Regions from separate parts of the Mus musculus genome. Here region 1 is linked to region 2. A link is a loop called in an ENCODE intact Hi-C map of the cell type or tissue named here. Cell type or tissue: gastrocnemius. All regions are shown on one strand. Each heading gives the region's core, and the rest is flanking DNA. Links, peaks and the distances in the headings are about the cores only.

Region 1 (9,236 bases), core at 413-8,412, 48 kb before region 2:
GACAGTTGATGGATTCTAAAGTAGGCCAGTTGCACTCTAATGGATGTTTCTATATGTTCAAGTATACGGGCAGCACAAATTAGACATGGTGGTTTTGTTTTGTTTTGTTTTGTTAAAGTAATGAGGGAGCCAAGCAGTGGTAGCGCACACCTTTAATCCCAGCACTTGGGAGGAAGAGGCAGGTGGATTTCTGAGTTCGAGGCCAGCCTGGACTACAGAGTGATTTCCAGGACAGCCAGGGCTACACAGAGAAACCCTGTCTCAAAACAAAACAAAAGAAAAAAAAGTAATGAGGGAGAGCTGAATATGTCAGCGATATCTCAGAGGGTAAGAGCACTTGCTGTTCCTGCAGAGGACCCAGGTTCCATTCATTCCCAACACCCACATGGTAGTTGACAACCACCCTTAACTCCAGTTCCAGGAGATCCAATGCTCTCTTCTGTTTTCTCAGCCAGCAGGCACACATGAGATGCATACATGCACACTTTGGCAAGTACACACACACACACACACACACACACACACACACACACACACACACACACACACAACAAGTTCTAGGAGGAAGAGGACGAGGAGGACGAGGAGGACGAGGAGGAGGAGCAGTGCTCAGGAAGCAGAGGCAGGCAGGTTTCTGAGTTTAAGGCCCGCCTGGTCTACAGAGCAAGTTCCAGGGTTACACAGAGAAACCCTGCCTCAAAAAAAAAAAAAAATCAAAAAGGAGGAGGAGGAAGAGGAAGAAGAGGAGGATGATAAGGAGACATTAAGTTGGAAGGGTTAGAAAGGATATCTGGAAAGTTATTGGTTGGGTGCGAAGTAAATATAATCAAAATACATTATGTGAATGTATGAAATTCTCAAAGAATTAATAAAAATATATTTGGGGGACCTGGAGTAACTAAGAGCACTGACTGCTCTTGTAGAGACCCAGGTTCAGGTCCCAGCACCCACTTGGCTGCTTTGTCTTTTATATTAACAAATACAGAATATTCTTGTTTTTAGACAAGATCTCTCTCTCTACGTAGAACAGGCTGGATTTGAACTCACAGATATCCCCCACCCACCTCCACCTGCCTCCTGAGTGCTGAGATTAAATTTGGTAGTGTGCACCACCAAGCCTAGCATTATATTTTTACAAAGAAAAACGAGTTTGACAGATGAGATGGCTCAGTGGGTAAGGATGCCTGCCACCAATCCTGACAACTTAAATTCAATCACTGGCACTCCCAGGGTGGAAGAAGAGAGTTGACAGCTCATGAAAGTTGTTCTCTGATCTTCATAGGCATGTATGCTCATGCACTCCAGGGCACACACACGGTAAATGAACAAACAAGAAAACAAATAGGTGGAGAAGAAGATGGCTTAACGGGTAAAGGCGGCACCAATGAACTTTAATTCAGTCCTTGGAACTCATATAGTGGTGGAGAGATCCAACTCCCAAAAGTTGTCCCTGACCTACACACACACCACCACATATACTCACACACACACACACACACACACACACACACACACACACACACACACGGGGGTGGGGGGATGATACAATATTTTTATTAAGAAAATCCAATAGTAATGACATGTCTTTAATTTTAGCACTGGGATGGTAGAGACAGAAGATGAGGAGTTTGAGGTCAGCCTTGGCTATATGAGACTCTGCCTCAAAACACTAAGAAAAGGGGGGCTGGAGAGATGGCTGAGCAGTTAAGAGTGCTTGCTGCTCTTCCAGAGGGCAGTACCCAGCACCCACATCTAGCAACTTACAATTGTAGGCTAACTCCAGCCACAGGGGATCTGATGTCCTCTACATGTACTTACACATGGCATGACATGACATGACATGACATGACATGACATGGCACACACACACACAGTCATACTCACATAAAAATAAATCTTGGAGCCGGGAGTGGTGGCGCACGCCTTTATTCCCAGCACTCGGGAGGCAGAGGCAGGAGGATTTCTGAGTTCGAGGCCAGCCTGGTCTACAAAGTGAGTGCCAGGACAGCCAGGGCTACACAGAGAAACCCTGTCTCGAAAAACCAAAATAAATAAATAAATAAATAAATCTTGGGGAGAAATAAGTTGGGAGTACATGGAAGAAATATGTACAGATAAGACAAATTTGCCAAAATTCTGAAAGGAGATGCTGAGAAAGTCAAGAGAAGCTGAGGAAGGAAGGAAGGAAGGAAGGAAGGAAGGAAGGAAGGAAGGAAGGAAGGAAGGAAGGAAGGAAGGAAGGAAGGAAGGAAGGAAGGAAGGAAGGAAGGGGGAGAACCTGAGTAGCTAGAGGTTAAGCTACCCAGCCACAGCTGAAACCAGGGCAGAGAGATAGCTCCTGCCCCACCCAAAGTTAAAGCAGGGGTGTAGGGCACATCCCGGATCCTCCTTCCTCCTCCTCATCCCAATCTTCCCCAAGAGCTGAGACTGCACTGAGATTATTCTGAAAGGGAACCTGGGAAATGTAGTTTGCAGAAAGTTGCGCAATAAATCTCAATACAGGTGACTAGTTGGCAGATAACCTCGTTCCTTATTTACAAACAGTCAAGTGTGTTTGTATTTGAGATAGGGCCTCATTGTGTAGTATTGGCTTGCCTGAAACTTACTAGGTAGACAAGACAGGTCTCAAACCCGTAAAGATCTACCTGCCTTGAACCCTTGAGTGCTGAAACTAAAGGTATACACCAACATGACCAGCTGTTTTTACATAAAATCTATCCTAGAAAGTAGTCAGGTGTTAAAATTCTTGTTCCAGCTGGACATGGTGACGGGTTTATGATGCCATCACTTGGAAGTAGAGGCAAGAGAACCAGGAGTTCAAAGCCAGCCTAGGATACAAGAGACCTCTCAAAAACAAACAAAGTCTTTGATCTGAGGATTCTAGAATCTACCATGTCATCTCTAGCAGCAGGGAGTCTGGTCCAGACAACTTGACTGAGTCTTGTTGTCTGAGTCTAGCTCTTTTATATGCCAAGAGTTTGATTTAGAAACAAGGTATCTCAACTATTTGTGACTCAGTTTCCAACACTGACTTCTCAGAGGTGTGGTCACCTTTCAGTGAGATAATATATGCAAAATGCTATGATTAATACCTAGCAGATGGTGAGTGATTCTCTAGAAGCACTGAAAATATTTGTTGACATTTATTTTAATCATTCATCCACACACACACACACAAGTTGCAATGTATGCCACAGCACACAGGTAGATGGCATTTATTCATGTTTCATATACACATCACAAGTAGCCTGATGATAAATTTAATCAAGTATTTTTAGCAATGCTGAAGATGAAACAAAGTTTTACTGTATGGAATTTCCCACCTGTGGCACTATGTTGGTGCTCAAATTGTTTAAAACAGTGGGAGCCATTCAGATTTGAATATTCAGATTTGGGGAAGGTATTACTAAACTTCTCCATGCCAGCACTTCCTTATCTGTAAAATGGAAGTAACCATAGACTACCTCACAGGACTGTTGACAAGAGGAACAAACATCTCGCTGTTAAATATTTACTATATGTATACTAAATGTACTTAGGTATAAGCCTGAAATGTGAAAAAAAATATTCAACTTGTTATTCTTTTGTAAATATTACCCACCTGTGCCACAGGAAACCGGAAACCCACAAAATTTAATAATACTACCCTGTAACTGAGAATAATTGTTGCTATCAGATAGAAACACCTCACTTCCTATGTCTGCCAACGTGCTTAGGGCTCAATCTACAATGTTACCCTAAATGTTCACAAGTACCATAGGAGGGAGTCACACTATCATGACCCTCAATTTTTACAGGACTGCTTGAACGGAGGAGTAATTTTCTCAAGTTCACGGATCCAGCAAGTGAAGCCATATTATGTCTTTACCATTCGTAGAGATCACTGCATCTCAGCAGGAGAGCAAGCAACACTCTTGGGACAAAGGTACCCAGTCTAGGCCCCAGCCTACAGGAAGTGTCAGTTTCCAAAGCTGAGGCGGGGGCGGGAGTGATGAATAAACATTGTAACAGATAATTATAATAGCGCCTGGTAATTGGTTCAGTAAAGGCTTACTACCAGAAGCGCTACGGGATCTAAGGCGCTGGGTGAAGAAAAAGTACTGAGGATTTAAGGGTCCAAAGACACGTAGCAGTTACGGCGGGAAAAGCAGACATCCTTTGACAAGACACATCTGAAAGATAACGCAGGCGGCAGCCAAAGGGCGATCCGGAGCGTGACGGCAAAAGCAACCCGGAAAGGAGCTGAGCGCAGGTGGGCGTGGCCGCGCGGTGACTGGCAGGGGTGGGGCCAAGCTGGCCGCGCCCCTCGTCGCCGGCTGCTGGGCTTCGGCCGGGGTCCGCTGGGGCACCGCGAGCTGTGCAAAGCCGCCGTCCCCTAAGGGCCGCGGGGACCGAGCCGCACGCCGGCTCGGGGACGGGCAGTCCACAAAGTTTGGTCCGCGGAGGACGCAGCGTCGAGCCCGGCAGGTGCGGCCGGGCCTGGCCGGGGCGCTCGCGGCCTTCCGGGCGAGCACCGCCGGGCACTGGTAAGGAGCGATCAACTCTGAAGTTAGCAAGAGGCGTCACGCCTGTTCCTCTCCGCCGTGCGTCCAGCCCTGGCACCCCGAGCCTGGGTCGCACCGGGGCTATGCAGCCCCCACCCGGCGAGGAGCTTCCTGCCAGGTAGACAAGAGGCGCCCCGGGACCCTGCCGGCACCCCTGTTCAACCCAGGATGCTATCGGCCCTCCCTCTTCTTTTCCTCCTCCTCGGTAAGAGTCCCCGCCCCGGTGTCACTGCCCGCCGTCCCGCGCCCTCCTTGGTGACCCACGACCCCTGCGACCGCCGCCCCGTCGAGCCTCGGCCTCCTCTCGGGCTGTCCCACACTGTCCCTCCCACTCACAGCCAGGGAAGGCGACCTTTCGGCGAGGTCACGCACCTCCTTCCGGCTCCTCTACCCCTTCCTATAAACTGTCCGGAAGTCTCAGATGGGCCTCCCCTTGGAGTTGCCCAGGTGAAGAAAACTTGACTCTCTCTGCTGCCCTTTCTCGATTCCCCCTCTAGGAGGTGCTCTGGCCCGCCCAGACCGGATCACTTTCCCACGTTCTGGTAAGTAAAGCGAGTTCCTAGGGTTCTGGGGCATGGGAATGAAGATGCACCCTAGAGAAAAGAATCTCTCCCCTGGATCCTGGAGTCTGCTGTAATTTTAGAATAGGTATCATCCATTACTTTACAGAAGGGGAAACTGAGGCTCAATGTGAACTGGCACCTGGTAGTTGTTAAGAACCATCTCGTTTTTTTATGTGTAATATCCGTGTTTTGTCTCCCTAGTTAGGGTAAGGTCTTCCTGAGAGTAGAAACAGTATTTCTCTGCCAACTGACCCTGTGGCTGGCACAAAGCCTACAGTAACATTACTTATAGTGTGAATACTTAAGATGAAGTATAAAGAATATGGAAAAGGAGTAGGGTTGTCAACTCCTATAATCCCAGCACTTGAGAGGCAGAGGAAGGAGAATCAGTTCAAGGCCAGCCTCAGCTATATAGTGACTTTGAGGATATCCTAGGTTACAAAAGGTTTTTGTTTTTAAACAAACAAACCAAAAAAAAAAAAAAATGGAGAGGGACCAGTTGGCTGTAACTGGTGGGTGGAGATTTTTGCCATCTTGAGGCATTCAGAGGGGAAGAAGAATATTAAAGAACTCTACCAGTGTCTCCCCCCCCTTCTCCCTCTAGCTTGTGAGGCGCCCCCAGCTGTGCTCTCAGAAGTACAAGGCACTTTACAGAGGCCTCTAGGCCGGGACAGCCGAAGCTCCCCTGCCAACTGCACCTGGGTTATCCTGGGCAGCAAGGATCAGACAGTAACTGTCAGGTGAGAAATAAGGCAAGTCCCCATTTCTCTCTACTGCCCCTTCCCTCTCCCTCTGAAAAAGCCTTTGATCACCTTTCTATGATATTACCATCCTTGTCAGCAGAAGAGAATTTGGTTTGTCTGGGTCTGCTGTAAAGGCTTAGCTATGGTGGATATTTAGCTTGGGGACTGTCCATCTCAAAAGGACTCTAGAAATTATTCTGGGTTCAGCTAGACTTGTGATGAGTCCCTGAATCATAGTGTGGCCTAGTTGTTAATCAACTTAGTCCCTTCCTCAGGGTTGGGACTGTATTACTAGCTCATTGGTGGAATGCTTGTGTGGAGTGTGCAGAAGTCCTGGGTTCAGTCTCTAGCAAAACAAACCTTCTCTGGGTCTGCCTTTCTGCATTGCACTACTCCATCCTTACTCTCCCCTCCCCCTTCCTCTCCTCTTCCCCTGTCCCTTTTCCCCTCCCCTCCCCCTCCCCCCTCTCTCTTCTCACATCCTCTCCCCTTATCTCTCCTCTCCTCTCCTCTCCTTTTTTTTTTAAAGATTTATTTATTTATTTAATTTATCTGAATACACCATTGCTCTCTTCAGACATACCAGAAGAAGGCATCAGATCCCATTACAGATGGTTGTGAGCCACCATGTGGTTGCTGGGAATTGAACTCAGGACCTCTGGAAGAGCATTCGATGCTCTTAACTGCTGAACCAGCTCTCTAGCCCATCCCCCTCCCCTTTTTCTGGTTTTGAGACAGAATTTCACTGTGCAGCCCAGCAGGTTGGTATTAAGTTAGCTCCATCTCATCCTCCCAGATTTTGGGCTTTCCTGTGGAGTCACTATGCCCAGTATTCCTTTTTCTTTTTTCTTATTTTTTGGTTTTTGGTTTTCATTTGGTTGGTTTGTTGTTTGTGGTTTCTGTGTGGTTTTGGTGGTTTTTGTTTTGTTTATTTTGCTTTCAGTACTGGGAAACAACTCAGGGGTTCACACATCCTAGATGAGAGCACCCTACCTCTAAGCAACAATCCCAGCCCTGTACCCCTAAGACTCCTCATTGGGGCCCACGTCATTTGGCAGTTTGCCTCATACATTTCACTTGATGAGAACTTGCCCAGAGAGCAGGATGGTAGTGGCACACGCCTTTAATCCCAGCACTCAGGAGGCAGAGACAAGCTTAGTCTGTGATTTCGAGGCTAGCCTGGTCTAAATCCTGAGTTCCAGGATAGCTAAGGCTACATAAAGAAACTCTATCTCAAAAACAAAATAAACAAAGGAAACACAAAAGAATTTATTCAGAAAGGTATATAAAGGAGAGAACAATCTAAAAAGAGACTGTTGACCCGTGGTACAGCCCTGGGGACTTCAGATTTTCCCTTGTCACTTATGGAGCTGAGCTGTTGTGGTTAATTGAACAGATACATTTTGTCAGCTAACTACCGGGCACTGTGCTTGGGTTATGGTATTGCCACAACTGGAAAGTAATAACCCTGGTCTCACCTTGGTCCCTGAACACATCGGTTCTCTCAAAGGACTCTAGGAAGGGTCTTGTGGTCTGATGGCACCTCTGTTGGAACTTTGCCCCTTGCTTATATTTTTCCCCATCGACTCTATTGGCTGAGTTCTCATTTGGCTCTTTGAATCATGGGTAAGGAAGCATTTGTGCTTCCTGGGCTACCAGGGACCTGTCATCAAGAGGGGAGGCAGGGGTGGGGGTGGGGGAGCAAATCTCCAGAGCATCTCATGTCTTGCTCTTCTGTACCTCATAGGTTCCAGAAGCTGCATCTGGCCTGTGGCTCAGAGCATTTAATCCTGCACTCCCCTCTACAGCCACCAATCTCCCTGTGTGAGGCCCCTTCTGGCCCTTTGCAGCTACCAGGGGGCAATGTCACCATTACATACAGCTATGCTGGGGCCAGAGCACCCATGGGCCAGGGCTTCTTGCTGACTTACAGTCAAGGTAGGCTGAACAGGGTGTGTGGTGGGACCATTGGAGGAGAAGTGGGAGTCCCCCAGGAAGAGGCAAGGATCCTGGGAGTTCTGGCACTTCCCTGTCTCTTGATGCCTCTGCAGATTGGCTACTGTGCCTGCAAGAAGAATTCCAGTGCCTGAACCACCGCTGCATTCCAGCTGCTCAGCGCTGTGATGGGATTGATGCCTGCGGGGATGGCTCAGACGAGGCAGGCTGCAGCTCAGATCCATTCCCTAACCTGAACCCAGCCCCCGCACCAACTCTGGCCTGCAATCTCACCTTGGAGGACTTTTATGGGGTCTTTTCTTCCCCTGGATATTCACACCTGGCCTCAGTCTCCCACCCCCAGTCCTGCCTGTGGCTGCTGGACCCCCATGATGGCCGGAGGCTGGCAGTGCGCTTCACAGCCCTGGACTTGAGTTACGGAGATGCAGTGCATGTGTATGATGGTGCTGGACCCCCCGAGACCCCTCGACTGCTACGTAGCCTCACCCACTTCAGCAATGGCAAGGCTGTCACTGTGGAGACCCTGTCTGGTCAGGCTGTTGTGTCCTACCACACAGTTGCTTGGAGCAGTGGCCGGGGCTTTAATGCTACCTACCATGTCCGGGGCTACTGTTTACCTTGGGACAGACCCTGTGGCTTGGGCTCTGGCCTGGGGGCTAGTGAGAACCTAGGTGAGCGTTGCTATAGCGAGGCACAGCGCTGTGATGGCTCATGGGACTGTGCCGATGGCACAGATGAGGAGGGTTGCCCTGGCTGCCCACCAGGGCACTTCCCCTGTGGAGCTGCAGGCACCCCTGGTGCCACAGCCTGCTACCTGCCTGCTGACCGCTGCAACTACCAGACGTTCTGCGCCGATGGAGCGGATGAGAGGCGCTGCCGGCATTGCCAGCCCGGCAACTTCCGGTGCCGGGATGAGAAGTGTGTGTATGAGACATGGGTGTGTGATGGGCAGCCAGACTGTACTGACGGCAGTGATGAGTGGGACTGCTCCTACGCCCTGCCCCGAAAAGTCATCACAGCAGCAGTCATTGGCAGCCTGGTGTGTGGCCTGTTGCTGGTCATCGCTCTCGGCTGCACCTGCAAACTCTATGCCATCCGCACCCAGGAATACAGGTCAGTTGGAGGGGGGCTGGCTGTGGAGGAGCCGGGACTGAAGATGAGATGGGATCCATGCAGTTCCTGGGCACTGAGCAGGCCCACCTCGAGGAGTGGTTCCTGCCATCAGCTCCAGAGAGTAGTCTCTAGGAAGGGAGGGACATGACTTTGGACAGACCTGGCCTGGGAATGGAGGGAAGAGGCCTTCTGGGCCAAGGCACATTGCCCTCACGTTGAGTAACTTATGTCTAAGTGGCCCTCCTTTCTTCCAGCATCTTTGCCCCGCTCTCCCGGATGGAGGCTGAGATTGTGCAGCAACAGGCACCCCCTTCCTA
Region 2 (9,236 bases), core at 606-8,605:
TCTGCCTCTGCCTCTGCCTCTGGAGTGCTGGGATAAAGAGTATGCACCACCATGCCTGGCAGTCCGGGAATGCCTACCCGTTGGCCACCATGACATTAGGTAGGAAAGCAGCCGGAACCGCTCCTCTCTGGCGGCTGAGGGTCTCACTGAGGAACTGAACCAGCAGATGTTCTACACCTTCTGTGCTGTAGGAAGAGAACTCAGAGCTGCTTCCAAGGTTTTGACACTGTGTGCAGGGCTAGAGGCCAATGGTATAGGAGCGGCCGGTAGGGTTGTGAATAGAAGAACAGACGGGGGCCGTCACCGCCCACTCGTACCACACTTTCTTGGAATTGCTGCATCGCCAGAAACGCACACAGATGTTCTGGCCTTCGTGCACCGTGATGGGCTGCTGTAATACGAAAGACACAGGCGGCTTGAATGAGGAATTGTACTTGGCAATGATGGTGGGACAGACAGAGATTAGACAATAAACAGCCAAGTGTAGGGACAAACCTATAACCCAACACCCAGGACGCTGAGGCAGGAGAATCAGGATTTCAAAGCCAGCTTGAGCTATAATTCCAAACCCTTTCTCAAAAACCAAACAAAAGATAAATACAACAAAATATTCTGCCCCTTGGGGGCTGGAGTGATGGCTCAGTGGTTAAGAGCTCTGACTGCTCTTCCTGAGGTCCTGAGTTCAAATCCCAGCAATCACATGGTGGCTCACAACCATCTGTAATTAAATCAGATGCCCTCTTCTGGGGCATCTAAAGACAGCTACAGTGTACTTACATATAATAAATAAATAAATTTTAAAAAAATATATATTGACTCTCATAAAAGTTAGCTATCCTGTCAAAATATGGAACCCCCGGACAGTGACAAGGACACAGTAAACACTGTACAGGAAGGGAGCCATGAAAGCACTCAAGAGGAAGCTGGCCTATTCTTGGAGGTCAGGAAAATGGCCTGATGGTAGAGACATTCCAGGAAACCTAGGGCAGTTAGCAGGGTGGAGACATGAACAAGGAACCTCACAGGCAAAGCAGAGAGAACTGGAAGCCAACCCACCAAGCCAGCTCTCACCTGAGGGCAGTGGGAAGGTGCTGAGGGGCTTAGATAGAAAGGCAAACTCAAATAATGTAAAATTCATCCCTCTTCCAGGTAAAGACTGGACAAGAGAGGCTGGAGATGTGGGGAGTCCAGGTAGCTTACTTGGGTATCCCCAAGAGGACTGCAGAGCAAGTGACAGAACAGAACATGGGTCACAGCCAACTAGCTGAGGGACAGGAGAAGAACACCACTGGCACAAGTTGTCCCTCGACCCACCGTCTTAGAGGTGACTCCTACCTTAATGGGGAAGAAGATGGGGAACCATGAGAACATCCCAGGAGAGTGAGTCTCTGGGCGGATACCTGTGGAGACAAAGTAATGAAACCTTGAGGGCTCCCCTTTCCCTCTTCCCTACGTTGAGAAGAGTCTCTTCTGTGGTCATAAAAATGAAGAACCAAAGACCTCTACTCCTGGACTCTGGCCTCCCCAGTAAGCTACTGTGCTGGATTGGGACTGGCAGTAACCTCAGCTAGTACTCAGCTAACCTCAGCTAGTACTCAGCTAACCTCGGCTAGTACTCAGCTAACAAGCCATGGAGGAACAGAGGAAGCTTTGTGAAACAGCCCCCAAAGACATGCAGGCCGAACCAGAGTCACCCATGCTAATGCGCTCATACACTGTCCCAGACACTCACTCAGAGTGATGTCCCGGTAAAGCACAGTCTCAAAGTAGCCTGCGAAGCCATGAAGCACTGTGTTCACCTCCACAGGAAACTCCAAGGTACAGTAGCGGTTGTTGTCAATCATAGGATCTGTCAGGAAAGATGGTGGATGGATGACAAGGGGCCAAAACCCCTGAGCGACTCGGCAAACTTGAATAAGCTCTAGCACTGGAGGGCCAGAGCTGCAGACGCGGGGAGCTCGGTCAGAAGAGCCACGCGTGAACCTACCTCGGTTGGGATGGCTGAAGGTAAAGCAGGGCTTAGGAGCAGAGAGCTGGTGGAAGTTGTGCAACCGAACCACATAAGGCATCTCAAACTGTGCCTGTCCAGGGAGAAAACAACAACTTCAGGAGATAGACAGAGAACGCTGGGGCTCCAGCACCAAAGAAACAAACAAGAACACCGCTTTATTTCAACCACCTTCTTCACCCCCAGCTTCTCTTCCACCTTCATCGACTTCAGAGGAAGACAGTAGAGAAGACTAAAGAATAGCCCCTCCTAGAAAAGCAGCTCTTTACCTCAGGATCGCGGTCCTTTTCCCGACAGGCACGGACCTCATTGTACAGCTTAGAGGAAGAAATGGGAGCCAGGAAGGAGGTGTATTCTCCAGGGATGCTCACGCCATCATCTGCACAGCCACAGGGTCAAATCAGTTCCCAGAAGGAGGGAAATGGCGTTTTTACAGCAGCTGAAGGCTCAAAGACCGGAACAAGCCAAGGTTGCTATGGACACGGCCGGAGCACAGGCTACTGGGTCACAGGAATCCCACTCTTACTAAGTTAGAGCCATAGGTTAAAGGTAAAAACCACCAACATAGAGCCATGCACTGTTTAGCAACAGAACACACTCTGGGCTATTAGAGCCCAGCTCTGTGAAAACAATAGTCCTTACACAAACTAAGAGGACTACGAGGTACCTGCTGACACAATCCTGTGGGACCACATCACACACACAGCCCGCTGCTGCTGCCGAGCATCACTAGGCAAGGTCTGACTGCACTCTAACCCAGTGGGGATCACAGCACCCCATAAAGTTCCCAACAAACATTAAGCCCAAGGTAGCGATCACACCCAGAGCCTCATTTCAGATAAATGCTCCACAGATACCTTCCGAGCCCACAGACCCTAGGGAATCTCTAGTCCACCCACTTGCAGATCTTGTTTTGGCTTGGTTTGGTTTGTTTTTCGAGGCAGGGTTTCTCTGTGCAGCCCTAGCTGTCCTGGAACTCACTTTGTAGACCAGGCTGGCCTTGAACTCAGAAACCCACCTGCTTCTGCCTCCCAAGTGCTGGGATTAAAGGCGTGCGCTACCACTGGCCAGCTCACTTGTAGATTTTTTTTTTGTTTGTTTGTTTGTTTGAGACAGGGTTTCTCTTTATAGCTCTGGCTGTCCTGGAGCTCATTTTGTAGACCAGGCTGGCCTCGAACTCAGAAATCCGCCTGCCTCTGCCTCCCGAGTGCTGGGTTTAAAGGCGTGCGCCACCACGCCCGGCTACTTGTAGATTTTTTGACTCTAGCAAGCAGCAGTTCGCAGCCATATGGTTTCCCCCCAACCTGGACAAACCTTTCAGGAAGTGCTGTGCTCCATCCAGACACTCAGGTGACAGCTCGTTGTCGGCAAAGGAACCCAGAAGCTCACTGACAATGATGTCAGCTTTCTCCGGAGCCACCCATTCCCGCATGTCTGATGAGACAACTGTCACCTGGCTCCCCCATTCTTCAAACTGCCAGTTCTCTAGCCTGAAATCAGAGGTGACAGAGTAAGAAAGACTTCGGCTGGAAACGGGGACCAGGACAAGCTGCCCAGCAATCAAGTTGCTACTCACGTCACCACAGCATTGGGGTTCTTCTCCACAGCATACAGCCTGATCCGCCGCTCGGCCTGTTTGGCTGCCCGAAGAGACGCATTCACAAGAGGACCCCGGCCTGCACCCAGCACCATAAGTACCCTAAGGAAAAGGGCAAAGTCAAGCAGACTGAGCAGAGGGACGGGCAGGCGCACCAGCCCCTGGGAACAAAAGGACAGTACTCACTGGACATTGGTCTCCTTTTCTTCTTCTGGTACTCGGTCTAGCAAACATTTATAAATAGCCTGAGGGGAAAGACAGAAAACCTCACAGCTGTGAGCCCTTCTTTACTGACCTTATCCTGGCCCTGTGCTTTGCCCCGCGGAAGCCAACACCATACCTGCTGATATTGAGAGTATTTGATGGGGTCCTTTTCAAACACTTCATATGTCTGAGATTCCAGATTGTCCATCAGAGGCTGACAGAGGAGACAGAAGAACAAGTTGGCCAGTATTTGGCAAATGGCCAAGACATCAAAAATTTCCCATTGCTTCCTGAATTTCGGTAGGACCCACCTGGACCATCTACTCTTAAGAGATATTTCTTGGTCCTATGTCTGGGTATTATTACAATTACTATTGACTTTTCAATTAAAAACATGTATGTGCGTGGGTATTCTGCCTGCGTGTAAGTCTGTGCACCACATGCACAGGCAGTGCCTGGGGAGAAGGCACTGAGAGCACCTGGTCCTCTGGAGCTGGAGTTACAGCTGGGAGCCACCATGTGAGTGCTAGGAACCAAATACAAGTCCCCGGGACGAGAAGCCTGGGCTCTGAGCTCTTAGTCATCTCTGTGGTCCCCTCTGTCACCAGTAGTGCTCTCCACACCTACCTGGAGTGGGGACTGCAGATAGTCTTCATAGCCTTTGGCAAAGAGCTCATAGGCATTGGGTGGAGGGCGATTTTGGCTTAAGTATTCCAAGTACTGGAGGTAGGAACAGAACTCCTTCTCTGAGTGGTGGTTGGTTCCCGTGATGATAAACTGCACTTCCAACTGTGTGAAAAGTCAGAGCATGAGAGCAAGCCCACAAACCACCATTCTCAGACATTATACTTTATAACCAAAAGCCCCAACATAAAATAAAACCCATACCAACAGCTGCCCAGCATCTGTCCCAGTACCAAAAAAGGCAGGGCTTTCATAAATTTATAAAGTCCTCATATGCTAACACAAAGGTCCACAAGTGTGGGTGAGGGTGGGGGTGGAGGAGGGGGTGGGGTCCCTGTAGGCATCACAGGAGCAGGAAATAATCCATGGCAATGTGACAATGAGAACTCAGTGCATCCTGACCTAGGCTGGACCAAACTTGAGAGTGTGATGCCAGGCAGTTTATTGCCAGCATGTTTAAACACAGTACAGTTTGGTGGGAAGTTCCCTGGTGTAATACAATCCCTGGTGCACGAGAAAGCTTAAATGTATCAAAACTCAGCTCCAGGTACATGGGTTTAGAGATAGGCTACAAGGACTAGCTTAAGGATCAGTGTGGTCTTGGCCAGACAAAGAGCTGAGAGGTCATTTGGGCTAACAGCCACCTCCAGTCCTGGTTGTGGGAGCTTATGGGCTGGCCCTTCAGATAACACAGATCATCAATTCTCAGCTTTCTGGATGAAAACACAGGTTATACTTCCTTCCCTTAAAAACAAAAAAACAAAACACTCCTGCATGCTTAACATTCCTGGCCATCCCTGGGCACAAGGACCCTCAACTTCTTGTCTGTTTGTTTTGAGATAAAAATCCCTGACTTGTCTACTTGCCTCTTCCTCCTGGTGCTGGGATGAAAGCTGTGTGTCCTCACACCCAGTCTCTTACTTTAACTATGTAAGAATTCCTTGCTGGGCAGTGGTGGCGCACACCTTTGATCCCAGCACTTGGGAGGCAGAGGCAGGCGGATTTCTGAGTTCGAGGCCAGCCTGGTCTACAGAGTGAGTTCCAGGACAGCCAGGGCTACACAGAGAAACCCTGTCTCAGGGGAAAAAAAAATTCTTGTGAAGTTTGGCTCTTTCTCCAGAAACCAGAGGAAGTTCTGGAAAAGGAACCATGAAGAACACAATCATCTGTCCCTGTCCCAGAAGCAGACGTCCTCAGTGATTAAGTCCGTCGGGCCACCCTGAAACCATACGGCCACCCACCTTGAGGAGCCGGAAGATCAGCCTCTGCTGCACCTTAGAAAGAACAGGAAATCCTTTCTTGTTGGTTAGGAAAATGCTGGTGGGGAGAATGGCTGCTTTGATGGGCTCTCCAAGCCAGCGGTCAATGACGTGATTAGACGGGAGGTCAGCTCCAATTTCAAGAGCTACACAGAGGAAGGAAAAGGACACCTATTGCTGAGCAGGGAGCCCACCTTACCTGGTGCAAATTTTTTCCCTTCTGTTGAGCACAGGGAAAGCAGCCAAAATACCCAGCTCACACATGGAACTCACTTTGTTCTCCTTTTCTCAGACAGGTTCTCACTGTATAGCCTTGGGTGGCCTAGGAGCCACAGAGCCCCACCTTCCTCTGCGTCCCATGTTCAGGGACTAAAGGAATATGAAAACAGAATGGCCAGGGCTGGTTCTATTTTTAGAGTGGGTCTCAGGTAACCCAATGTAGCACTGAGCTTTCTGTAAACTCCTGATCCTCCTGCCTCCACCTCCTAAGAGGTGGAACTGCAGGCATATGCCACTACATCTATGTGTACTATGGATCTACTTAGGGGCTTCATGCATCTAGACAAGCAAGTGCTCTACCAACTGAGCTACACCCCCAGCCTCATGAAATTGTTCGTTTTTTTTTTTTAATATTTACATTCATTTTTATTCATATGTGTGTGTTCTGTATATGTGCCATGTGTGTGCAGTTCCCCCATGGAGGCCAGAAGAGGGCACCAGATCTCCTGGAGCTAGAGTTAACATGCAGTTGTGAGCAACCCAGTGTGGGTCCTGGTATCTCAACTTTGATCCTCAAAAATAGAGCAACAAGCACTTTTAAACACTGAGCCATCTCTCCAGGCCCGAAACTGTTAATTTTTCTTTTTAAAGCCATGGTCTTTCTGTGTAACCCTGACTGTCCTGGAACGTTCTAAACTGCCCATTCTTACTTTTGTTTGAGATAAGGTCTCTCTGTGTAGGCTTAACTGCCCTGGAACTTAATCTGTAGACCAGGCTGGCCTCAGACTTGTAGAGACTTGCCTGCCTCTACCTCCTAAGTGCAGGGACTAAAGGCGTGTGCCACCACTGCTTGGCTTTCTTTTTTTTTTTTAAAGACAGGGTCTGTCGACATAGTCCTGGCTATCCTAGAACTCACTATATAAACAAGGCTAGCTTTAATTACACTCACAGAGATCTACCTGTCTCCAGTTCCCATGTTCTGGAATGAAAGGTGGTGGGCCACCACGCCCAGCCTGTTGATTCTCATTTCTAGGAGGCCGCTCATATCTCAGAACCCTTGTGGACTTACCTACTGCAATTCTCTTGCTATAGTCACACAGAGTCCGAAAGTTATGCCACCTGCCCAGAATCAGAAACAAAGAAAGAGCCTGTTAGGGGCATATGACCTATAACTCAAGAACACGCCCCACCAGTTCCCCATAGCCCTCACCCCACCCCACGCAGTACAGCAGCAAAAGGAGACATACCACATCCATGTTTTCTCTTCTCCACTGTACTCCTCTGTGTGTGTAGTCGGGGCATTCTCAATTACATCATCTCTCAGGTCCTCTGGGGCCACCAAGGGTACCCTCATCCAGAACTGCATATGAACAGGTACCCTGTTAAAACCCTGTTTCACACTCATCAGGTCCAGAAAGCTTCCCTCAAGTTCACAAGTTAATCTCTTTATATGCTTTTCTAAATGTGATTACACGTGTTTAATATGTCATACGTATCCTTGTGTAAATACCTAGCTTGTCTTTTATTTTAAACAGAAATAATTTATTTCTCTATCCTTTGTTCCCAGAGGCTCACGTATGTTAGGCAAGTGATCTACCACTGAGCGACGTCTCTAGCCCCACATATACTGCTCTGAAACATTCTGCACACCACACTTAGGCGGAGTCAGGAATGAACAACACTGACATTTCAATTCTGCCAAATGCACTGGGAGTGTAACTAGGCAAAAGGGACAGCTATCATGATACAGAGCAGGAAAGAACCCTCAGTCATACCATGGAAGAGTGGTGGCCAGTGTGGATGTGGTTGGTCAGAACTCTGGCCAGATTCGTGTTATCTTCCTGATTAAGGGGCAATAGGAAAGCTGGAAGACCCAGATATGCCCCAAAATTCAACTCCTGTAACATAGCCTGAAACACAAGACAAGAGAAAACAATTAAGAGCTAGGGTTTTAGGGTAGGGAGCAGCAGAAACTGGCTCTGACACTGTAGCCCAGGCTGTTCTGGAATTCTCTATATAACTCAGTTTGACTTTGAATCTGACCTCGCTCACTCTCCCTTTTTTTTTTTTTTTTTTTTTTTTTGGTTTTGGACCAGGCTGGCCTTGAACTCAGAAATCCGCCTGCCTCTGCCTCCCAAGTGCTGAGATTAAAGGCGTGCACCACCATGCCCGGCTGGTTCACTCTCCTGAGTGTCTGTATTACAGCTATAAGCTGCCATACTGAGCTAGAACCAAACCCTTTTGGAACAGGGTCTTAGATTACAGCCCTAACTAGCCTGGAACTCAGTGATTTGCTGGGCTGGAGATGGACCCTGCTGAGATTACAGATGTGAACCATCACCTATCGTTCCAGACACTTTTAGATGGACTCTGATTTACCAGCTTACTCTCCTGACCTAGTTTAGTGACAGAACTAATTTTTTCCTTTTCTTCTCCTGGCATGGAATCTCAATCCTCCCTCATTATCTTCCTGATGTGGGAATAACCTCACAACGCTTGAGATTGCAGATAGGTGCCCCAACACCCAGGCCAGGCCTAACCTTTAAAGGGATCCCACGAAGAAATTAAACTGCCTTACCGCTTCAGAGTTCCTTCGGATCTTCTCCACTTTTGAGTCTGGATGAATCCATGGAGAAAGCTTTCCCACAATTAGCGTATTCCAGTCTGCATCCCCAACCCAAGAGAAGACAAAGACTCAATGGGAGTTGGCATGTTCTTGATCAATTTCTAGTTCTCAGCAGAGAATAAAGAGTAGAGATGAAAGACAAGACTTTTTGTCTCTGATATAGGGATAGCCTGATGAAGAATAGGGGACTACAACTTTTAGAAAGGAAAGAAAAAAAAGAGTTCTCTATGTCATAGGGGCTAACCAATAGATAACCAAGTCAGAGGAGGAGGAGAATTAAGTCCTATAAAGCAGAAGATATTCCTGCCTCTAATAATTAAGGGGCACAGGGGATGGTCCCTACCCCTTCCTGACAGCAGTAGGTCTGATCGTGTCTGGGGGCCAGGCCGATTCTTAGCAGGTTCCTGAATGAACTCCCTCTTGAAACGCGGGTGGAAGACAGGCATGCAGAGGAAATCAAACCTACAACCGCGACAGACCCAGAAGCATCATGTAAAGTGAGGGCCCAGAGATCCAACCAACTAGGTTTAATATTTTGATTTTGCACAGTTCCATAAAGCCACCAGTCACCCCCACGGGCTACGGAGTTCAGCCCATATTGGGGCACATCACTTTCACTACACTGTGCACCAATTTCTT

The links. A loop is a pair of places that touch in the nucleus more often than their neighbours do. Peaks named below come from ENCODE experiments on the same cell type or tissue, not always from the same donor. Only the 100,000 strongest peaks of a DNase experiment are listed, where the experiment ranks them.
Region 1: a loop joins it to region 2, with 2.5 times the contacts of the local background. A loop is called at or near these places in 12 of 42 quality-filtered maps.

Annotation. Positions count from the first base shown.
Region 1 is chr14:54,459,863-54,469,098 of GRCm38, forward strand. Lrp10 (low-density lipoprotein receptor-related protein 10) reads left to right here and starts at 4,285. Exons shown (of 7, transcript NM_022993.3): 1 at 4,285-4,749; 2 at 5,042-5,086; 3 at 5,712-5,847; 4 at 7,598-7,788; 5 at 7,902-8,919; 6 at 9,174-9,236. The coding sequence starts at 4,713. In gastrocnemius, for the core only: a CTCF peak has its summit at 5,038; DNase peaks (open chromatin) are centred at 3,953, 4,267, 4,678 and 4,986; H3K4me3 peaks cover 1,746 bases; H3K27ac peaks cover 1,740 bases.
Region 2 is chr14:54,507,557-54,516,792 of GRCm38, forward strand. It overlaps Prmt5 (protein arginine N-methyltransferase 5), which reads right to left. Exons shown (of 17, transcript NM_013768.3): 2 at 8,941-9,059; 3 at 8,550-8,635; 4 at 7,747-7,881; 5 at 7,219-7,331; 6 at 7,041-7,090; 7 at 5,735-5,898; 8 at 4,437-4,598; 9 at 3,946-4,023; 10 at 3,792-3,850; 11 at 3,585-3,707; 12 at 3,323-3,498; 13 at 2,278-2,387; 14 at 1,988-2,081; 15 at 1,733-1,849; 2 more. The coding sequence ends at 239. Among named protein-coding and RNA genes, the nearest start is that of Prmt5, 5.3 kb to the right of the region's middle. In gastrocnemius, for the core only: no CTCF peak of the experiment used is centred there; no DNase peak of the experiment used is centred there.